3 separate regions of the Homo sapiens genome follow, and all the other regions are linked to region 1. Evidence: read pairs that join two places in POLR2A ChIA-PET (ENCODE). Cell type or tissue: K562. All regions are shown on one strand.

The links. ChIA-PET counts read pairs that join two places held together with the same protein. Peaks named below come from ENCODE experiments on the same cell type or tissue, not always from the same donor. Only the 100,000 strongest peaks of a DNase experiment are listed, where the experiment ranks them.
Region 2: POLR2A ChIA-PET joins it to region 1 with 5 read pairs; 3 of 35 experiments call an interaction of 5 or more read pairs at or near these places.
Region 3: POLR2A ChIA-PET joins it to region 1 with 6 read pairs; 9 of 35 experiments call an interaction of 5 or more read pairs at or near these places.

The regions. Positions count from the first base shown.
Region 1 is chr1:179,086,646-179,089,145 of GRCh38, forward strand. It overlaps TOR3A (torsin family 3 member A), which reads left to right. Exons shown (of 6, transcript NM_022371.4): 4 at 1,266-1,444. Among named protein-coding and RNA genes, the nearest start is that of TOR3A, 5.8 kb to the left of the region's middle. RefSeq lists enhancers at 991-1,892, 1,893-2,500. In K562, no CTCF peak of the experiment used is centred here; a DNase peak (open chromatin) is centred at 1,156.
Region 2 is chr1:178,556,050-178,558,549 of GRCh38, forward strand. All of the region lies in intron 2 of LOC105371632 (a long non-coding RNA gene), which reads right to left. Among named protein-coding and RNA genes, the nearest start is that of C1orf220, 15 kb to the left of the region's middle. In K562, no CTCF peak of the experiment used is centred here; no DNase peak of the experiment used is centred here.
Region 3 is chr1:179,211,658-179,214,157 of GRCh38, forward strand. The region is part of intron 1 of ABL2 (ABL proto-oncogene 2, non-receptor tyrosine kinase); the gene reads right to left. Among named protein-coding and RNA genes, the nearest start is that of ABL2, 17 kb to the right of the region's middle. In K562, no CTCF peak of the experiment used is centred here; no DNase peak of the experiment used is centred here.

The DNA of each region.
Region 1 (2,500 bases):
ACAGAGCAAGACTCCATCTCAAAAAAAAAAAAAAAAAAGAAAACAGGCCTATCCTATCTTACCTGATTTTTTCATGTCTTCCCGTATCAGCTTATTATATACCAGCAAGTGGATGGACAGAAATTTCCTTGGCTGTTCTGCCATTTTGGGTTTCTTCTACTAATTCAGCCATGTAGTATTGAAAACATACCAGAAGAGCCTGACAGAATTGACTGCACCTGTCTTTGGCTTTGTTTTAATATTTGGAATGTGTTCACCTGGGAAGATTATGTCAGCGTCTGAGGACAGAGGCTGCCCGCGTCTCCTGGCAGTTTCCATATGGCTTTGGAGGGCAGGGGCAGGCTGAGCTGGGCCTTTCCGGGCAGAACTGTCTGGCTTAGACTGTGGCAAGACTGCTGCAGCCCCAGCTTCCCTGCTGTGAAAACTGGCATGTGCATAGCCCTGCACCTCACACTTTCCCCCACAAAGGTGCACCCAGTAGACAGGGAGTGTGGGCTCTGGAGTGGGAGCTGGCCCTGAATAATATATTCCCTGCCCATTTCGATGAACATTGCAAAGAACCATCTTTTCACTTGAGGGTTTACTGTCTTGCCTGGGGCAAGGAACCCTCCACAGCTTGCAGGAGCCAAGTTGGATGTTGGTTAGGCCCAGTCAGTCCTTCAGCAGGCTTGCTCCCCTGAGATCTCGGCCCAGCCAGGGTGCCAGTGGGCGCTCTGCACCCGGGAGTTCAGGGCAGGGGACTGTGGCTGCCTCTGGGCACATGAGCCTCTCTTTGCCCATCACCCCTGTATGAAAGCTCAACTCCTATCCACCCCCTGGGAATAGACCCTGAGCTTAAACAGGGAAGTTGCGCCTGGATGTTTTTGTTGTAGAAGTAATGAAAGTTTGCGGGTGTGTGGACATTGTTAGCTCCTGGATGGGATGTAGTCCTGGAGAGGAGAGAGCAGGGCTGGAGCAGGGGCCCCTTCTCAAGGGCAGAAGGGCTTCTCCCCACTCCTTTCTAGGCTGTCTCCTAGTCCCCAAGCTGGCTTCACCTTGTTTAGCTTTCAACCCTCAGGGTGCTTGAGAATCACCTGGGAGCTGGTCAGATGCAAATGTCCTAGGCCCTCCCCAAGAGCTTGGATTTGATAGGTTCTGGCGGGGGGCGGGGGGTGGGGAACCCAGCCCCAGGGGGTCCATTGCACATGCCCAGGGGAAACCACGCCCTCAAGGCCGGAGGTGGAAGGAGTCACCACTTCCCCAGCTGCTCCCTATATCCCGTGCAGGAGCAGCTGATGAGCCAGATCCGGGAGACGCAGCAGCTCTGCCACCAGACCCTGTTCATCTTCGATGAAGCGGAGAAGCTGCACCCAGGGCTGCTGGAGGTCCTTGGGCCACACTTAGAACGCCGGGCCCCTGAGGGCCACAGGGCTGAGTCTCCATGGACTATCTTTCTGTTTCTCAGGTGGGTTCTGGGGAACAATAGTCAGGAGGGCTGGGGGAGGGGAAGATACTAGCTGGCAGTGGAGGCTTCCACACGCCCCCAGGTTCAGAACCTTTCCTCAAGAAAAAACAGCACAAACTCTGGTACAGAAAGCAGCAGCCAGCTGTGGTAGCTCACGCCTGTAATCCCAGCACTTTGGGAGGCCAAGGCGGCCGGGTCCCTTGAGTCCAGGAGTTCAAGACCAGCCTGGGCAACATAGTGAAACCCCATCTCTACAAAAAATATAAAAATTAGCTGGGCGTGGTGACATGTGCCTGTAGTCCCAGCTACTCGGGAGGCTGAGGTGGGAGAATCGCTTGAACCCAGGAGGTGGGGGTTGCAGTGAGCTGAGATCGGGCCACTGCACTCCAATCTGGGTGACAGATTTTTTGAAACAAATTCCCAAGGCAAGCCTGGTTAGAGAACGGCATAGTCTCCCATCAAGTCCAACACGGCCATTTCTTCCTTCAGCCTTGGAAGTCTGTTTCTTCTCCGATTATGAGAAGTCATCACTGGCTTAAAATCCAGGGTATACGGGTTGAGAAACCCATGCTTCCTCTGAGTACCTGTAGTTCAGTTGTGACGCTACCATGCGGGACCCAGTCACTGAATCACTGCACTGAGGTTCCTGTGCTTTCACTGACATCTTTGCGTGAAGCCAACTTAGAAATAACTTGTCCAACCTCATCTTTTTGCGGAGGCTCCAACTGGGGGAGTCCTGTGTCTGTTACAAGTCAAGTTTGGGCCCTTGTTGACCCAATTTGAAGGCTTCACAACAGCTCGAGCCTCGGTAGGAGTCAAACTGAGTGCTCCCTTCCCAACTCCACTCCGGCCTCGCCTTCCCCAGGCCAGCACTTGCTTGCTGGGGGGGTTTCCCAAGCTGCAGGGCTCACTTTGTGAGGATGGGGAAGTTGGTGAGGGGATGCTGATTTTCATCCTAGCTTGGGGAGTGTGGAGGGGTGAAGGGTTGAGCTGTGGAGGGCAGATCTAGTTTCGGTGTGGATTCACAAGAGGAAGTGAAACAGGGTCCAGGCGCAG
Region 2 (2,500 bases), 530 kb before region 1:
TAGTATAGCCTGGGGCATTATCTGTTTTAACAGAAGCCGGAATGCCCATCACTGCAAAACACGATGTTTAACACAGGCAGAAGACTCTCCTGTTTGGCATGTAGCCCAGACAAAGTGAGAAAAGGTGTCCACACATACATGTACATAAGCTAGTCTCCCAAATGAGGGAACATGTGTGACATCCATTTGCCAAATAGAATTAGGTTCCAGTCCTCAAGGGTTAACTCCTCCTGTAAAAGATGAGGAATGTACCATTTGGCAAGTTGGGCATTGCTGGACAATAGCTTTAGCTTTTTTCCAGGTAATGCTGTATCTGCATTTGAGACCAGAGGCATTAACACAGGTTAAATTGTGAAAGTGTCTAGCATTGGATATCGCAGTAGCAACTACGTGATCAGCCATTTGATTCCCTTCAGTCAAAGGTCCTGGAAGAGGTGTAAGAGCCCTAATGTGAGTGATGTAAAAAGGGTACATTCTACTCCTAACTGCTATTTGCAATTGGGTAAATAAAGTCATCAGTTGTTCATCTGCATGAAATCATAACAGAATTTTCAATTAACTCTGTGGAGTGAACCATGTATGAAGATTCAGAAATCACATTAATAGGCATATCAAAAGCAGTCAATACCTCAATTACAGCTACAAGCCCCGCTTTTTGAGCTGAAGTATAGGGCGTCTGAAAAACTTTACTTTTTGAGCCAGAATAAGAAGCTTTACCATTACTAGACCCATCTGTAAAAACATTCTCAGCACCTTCAATTGGTTTAAATTTAGTTACTTTAGGGAGAATCCAATTAGTTAATTTCAAAAACTGAAACAACTTCGTTTTAGGAAAATGATTATCAAGAATACCCACAAAGTCAGCTAAATGGGTTTGCCAAGTAAGACTATTTATAAAAGCTTACTGTATTTGTGCCTTCCTGAGAGGGACAATAACTTTTCCAGGATCATATCCATGTAATTTAACAATCCAAGTTCTCCCAATCCCTATCATAGTAGCGATTTGATCTAAATAAGGAGTTAGAGTCTGTGAAGTAGTATGTGGAAGAAAAAGCCACTCTACTAAGTCCTGTTCTTGGACAATAAAACCAGTAAGTGAATGCTGAGTTGAAAAAATGAGCAAATCTAGAGTCTTCTCTGGATCTATTCTATCTATTTGAGCTTTATGGACTTGCTTCTCAATCAGTTGTAACTCTGCCTCCGCCTCCTTTGTTAATCTGCTGAGGGCTAGTGAGACTAGGATTTCCTCTAAGGATAGAAAACAGATTACTCATGGCATAGGTAGGAATGCCTAGAGCAGGTCATATCTAATTAATATCCCCTAGTAATTTTTGAAAGTCTAATGTTTTTAGTTGATCCTTACATATGGTTACTTTCTGTGGCACAATAGTAGTGTCATTTACTAAGGTCCCGAAGTAGGAGTAGGGAGGAGTAGTCTGCATTTTGTCAGGAGCTATAATTAAATCAGCGTGAGAAATTGAATTTTGCAAGTGATCATAACATTGGAGTAATATTTCTCAAGTGGGGGCAGCACGAAGTATATCATCCATATAGTGAATAATGTAACACTGTGAAAATTTTTTACGCGTAGGTTCAATTGCTTGCCCCACATACGTCTGGCAAATTGTTGGGCTGTTTGACATGCCCTGTGGCAACACTTTCCAATGATAACGCTTAGCAGGCTGCAGGTTGTTTACTGCAGGAATTGTAAATGCAAACCGTTTACAGTCTTGCTTAGCTAAAGGGATAGTAAAGAAACAGTCTTTTAAATCTATGACTATTAAAGGCCAGTTTTTTGGAATTATAGCAGGAGAAGGCAATCCTGGCTGTAATGCTCCCATAGGTTGTATAACTGAATTGATGGCTCTTAAGTCATTTAACATTCTCCATTTACCTGATTTTTTATTAATTATGAAAACTGGAGAATTCCAAGGGGAAAATGTTGGACCTATGTGCCCATTTTCTAATTGTTCAGCAACTAATTTCTCTAAAGCCTCCAGTTTCTCTTTACTTAGTGGCCATTGTTCTATCCAAATTGGCTTATCTGTTATCCATCTTAAAGGTATAGGTTCTGGAGGCTTAACAATGGCTGCCATCAAAATGATATCCTAATCTTTGGCGGGAATTTTGTCTTTCTGCTTGAAGCGGTTCTTTCAAACCTTGCAACTTTTTTCTAGTCCCATACCAGGGACATGCCACATTTCATGCATTGTATGTTGACTTTGAGGGCTATATAATTGTTCTGGAATTAGAACTTGTGCTCCCCATTGTTGCAATAAATCTCTTCCCCATAAATTTATAGGTACAGAAGTTATAATTGGTTGAATAGTCACAGGTTGTCCATCACGTATATTTTGCCCTTCACAATGCAAAATATAACTACTTTGATATACTTCAGGGGCTTTATCAACTCTAACTATGTTAAATTGAGTGGGTTGAATTGGCCACGTGGATGGCCAGTGCTATAGAGAAATGATTGAAATATCTGCTCCTGTATCTA
Region 3 (2,500 bases), 130 kb after region 1:
AGGCCGAGGCAAGTGGATCACTTGAGGTCAGGAGTTCGAGACCAGCCTGTTCAACACTGCGAACCCGGGTGATGGAGGTTGCAGTGAGCCAAGATCACACCACAGCCTGGGTGACAGAGCAAGAATCCTTCTCGAAAAAAAAAAAAAAATTTAAATAACTGTTTACCAATCAATAACTGCAAAGAAAACTCAGATTAGTTCAAAGCACCTCCGTGGAATAAAATCTGCACTGTAACATGCCAGGTACAATATCTCTGAGTGTACAATGAGGAAAATACTCTCTCCTTATGTATTTGTCCATTCTCACGCTACTGTGAAGAAATACCAGAGACTGCATAATTTATAAAGGAAAGAGGTTTAACTGACTCCCAGTTCTACATGTCTGGGGAGGCCTCAGGAAACTTGAAATCATGGTGGAAGGCACCTCTTCACAGGGCAGCAGGAGAGAGAACAGCCAAGTGAAGGGGAAAGCCCCTTATAAAACTATCAGACATGGTGAGAACTTACCATCAGGAGAACAGCATGGGAGAAACTGCCTCCATGATTCAATCATCTCCACCTGGTTCTACCCTTGACACGTGGGGATTATTACAATTCAAGGTGAGATTTGGGTGGGGACACAGAGCCAAACCACATCATCCTACTTGCTGAATATATCAATCATTTAAATACTACTGAGTGCCTGGCACCATTAAAGGTACAGGGACTACAAGGGTGAACAAGACCAAGTTCCTGTTCTCACAGGTCTTACCATCTAAAGCAGCAATGTCCATTAGAAATATAATGCAAGCTGGGCAGGGCATGGTGGCTCACACCTGTAATCACAGCACTTTGGGAGGCCAAGGCAGGTGGATCACCTGAGGTCGGGAGTTCGAGACCAGCCTGACCAACATGGAGAAACCCTGTCTCTACTACAAATAACAAAATTAGCCAGGCATGGTGGCAAATGCCTGTAATCCCAGCTACGCGGGAGGCTGAGGCAGGAGAATTGCTTGAACTCGGGAGGCGGAGGTTGTGGTGAGCCAAGATCGTGCCATTGCACTCCAGCCTGAGCAACAAGGGCAAAACTCCGTCTCAAAAAAAAAAGAAAGAAATACAATGCAAGCTGGCTGGGCGTGGTGGCTCATGCCTATAATCCCAGCACTTTGGGAGGCCGAGGCAAGAGGATCACCTGAGATCTGGAGCTCAAGACCAGCCTGACCAACATGGAGAAACCCTGTCTCTACTAAAAATACAAAATTAGCCAGGCGTGGTGGCACAAGCCTGTAATCTCAGCTACTTGGGAGGCTGAGGCAGGAGAATCGCTTGAACCTGGGAGGCGGAGGTTGCAGTGAGCCAAGATCACACCATTGCAATCCAGCCTGAGCAACAGGGGTGAAACTCCGTCTCAAAAAAAAAAAAAAAAAAGAAATATAATGCAAGCTACAAATGCCATTTTACTTTTTCTAGTAACTACATCAAAAATTTAAATTCAAAAAATTAATTTTTATATATATGTCTATCTAAAATATTATTTAAAACATGTAATCAATATAAAAAAATTAATGCAGTACTTTATATTCATTTTTTCCATACTGAGTTTTGAAACATAATGTGTATTTTATTACAGTACTTCTCAATTAGCTTATTTGTATTTATTTATTTATTTTTACGCTTATTTTTATTTTTGTCTTTTTTTTTCTTCCTTTTCGTGGAGAACAGAGTCTTGCTATGTTGCCCAAGGCAGGTCTCAAACTCCTGGGCTCAAGCTATCCTCCCGCCTCTGCCTCCCTGAGAGATGGGATTACAGGCATGAGCCACCGTGCCCAGCCTATTTATTTTTAAATACAGAAAGGGTCTCACTATATTGCCCAGGCTGGTCTCAAACTCCTGGGCTCAGGTGATCCTCCCACCTCAGCCTTCCAAACTGCTAGGATTACAGGTGTGAGCCACCACTCCTGGCCAATACTTCTCAGTTAGGACAAAGGACATTTCAAGTGCTCAAGAGCCACAGTGGCTACTAGCTGCCATCCTCAACAGTACCAATATAGGGAGGAAATGGATGGGTGCTGCTAATTTTTTTTCCATTTTAAATCTTGTCATATTCTTTGACTTCTAAAACTGCCTGCATGTATTACTGTGGTAAAAATAACTAAAAGAGTCCAGGCGTGGTGGCTCACACCTGTAATCCCAGTACATTGGGATGCTATAGGCAGGAGGATTGTTTGAGCCCAGGAGGCTGCAGTGAGCTATGATCATGCTACTACTGCACTCCAACCTGGGTGACAGAGTAAGACCCTATCTCTTAAAAGAAAAAAATTATCTAGAAATATCAGTTTTAATAAAATAAAAATATCAGTACAAAGTTATTAGATGCAATACAAGTAAGGCAACCAAACCTAGACTCAAGATGGACATACAAAATCAAGGCTTCCTATACATTAGCAATAAGCAATTAGGAAAGATTATACTTAACAACAAAAATCATAAAATGCCCACTAATAAACCTACCAAGTAATGT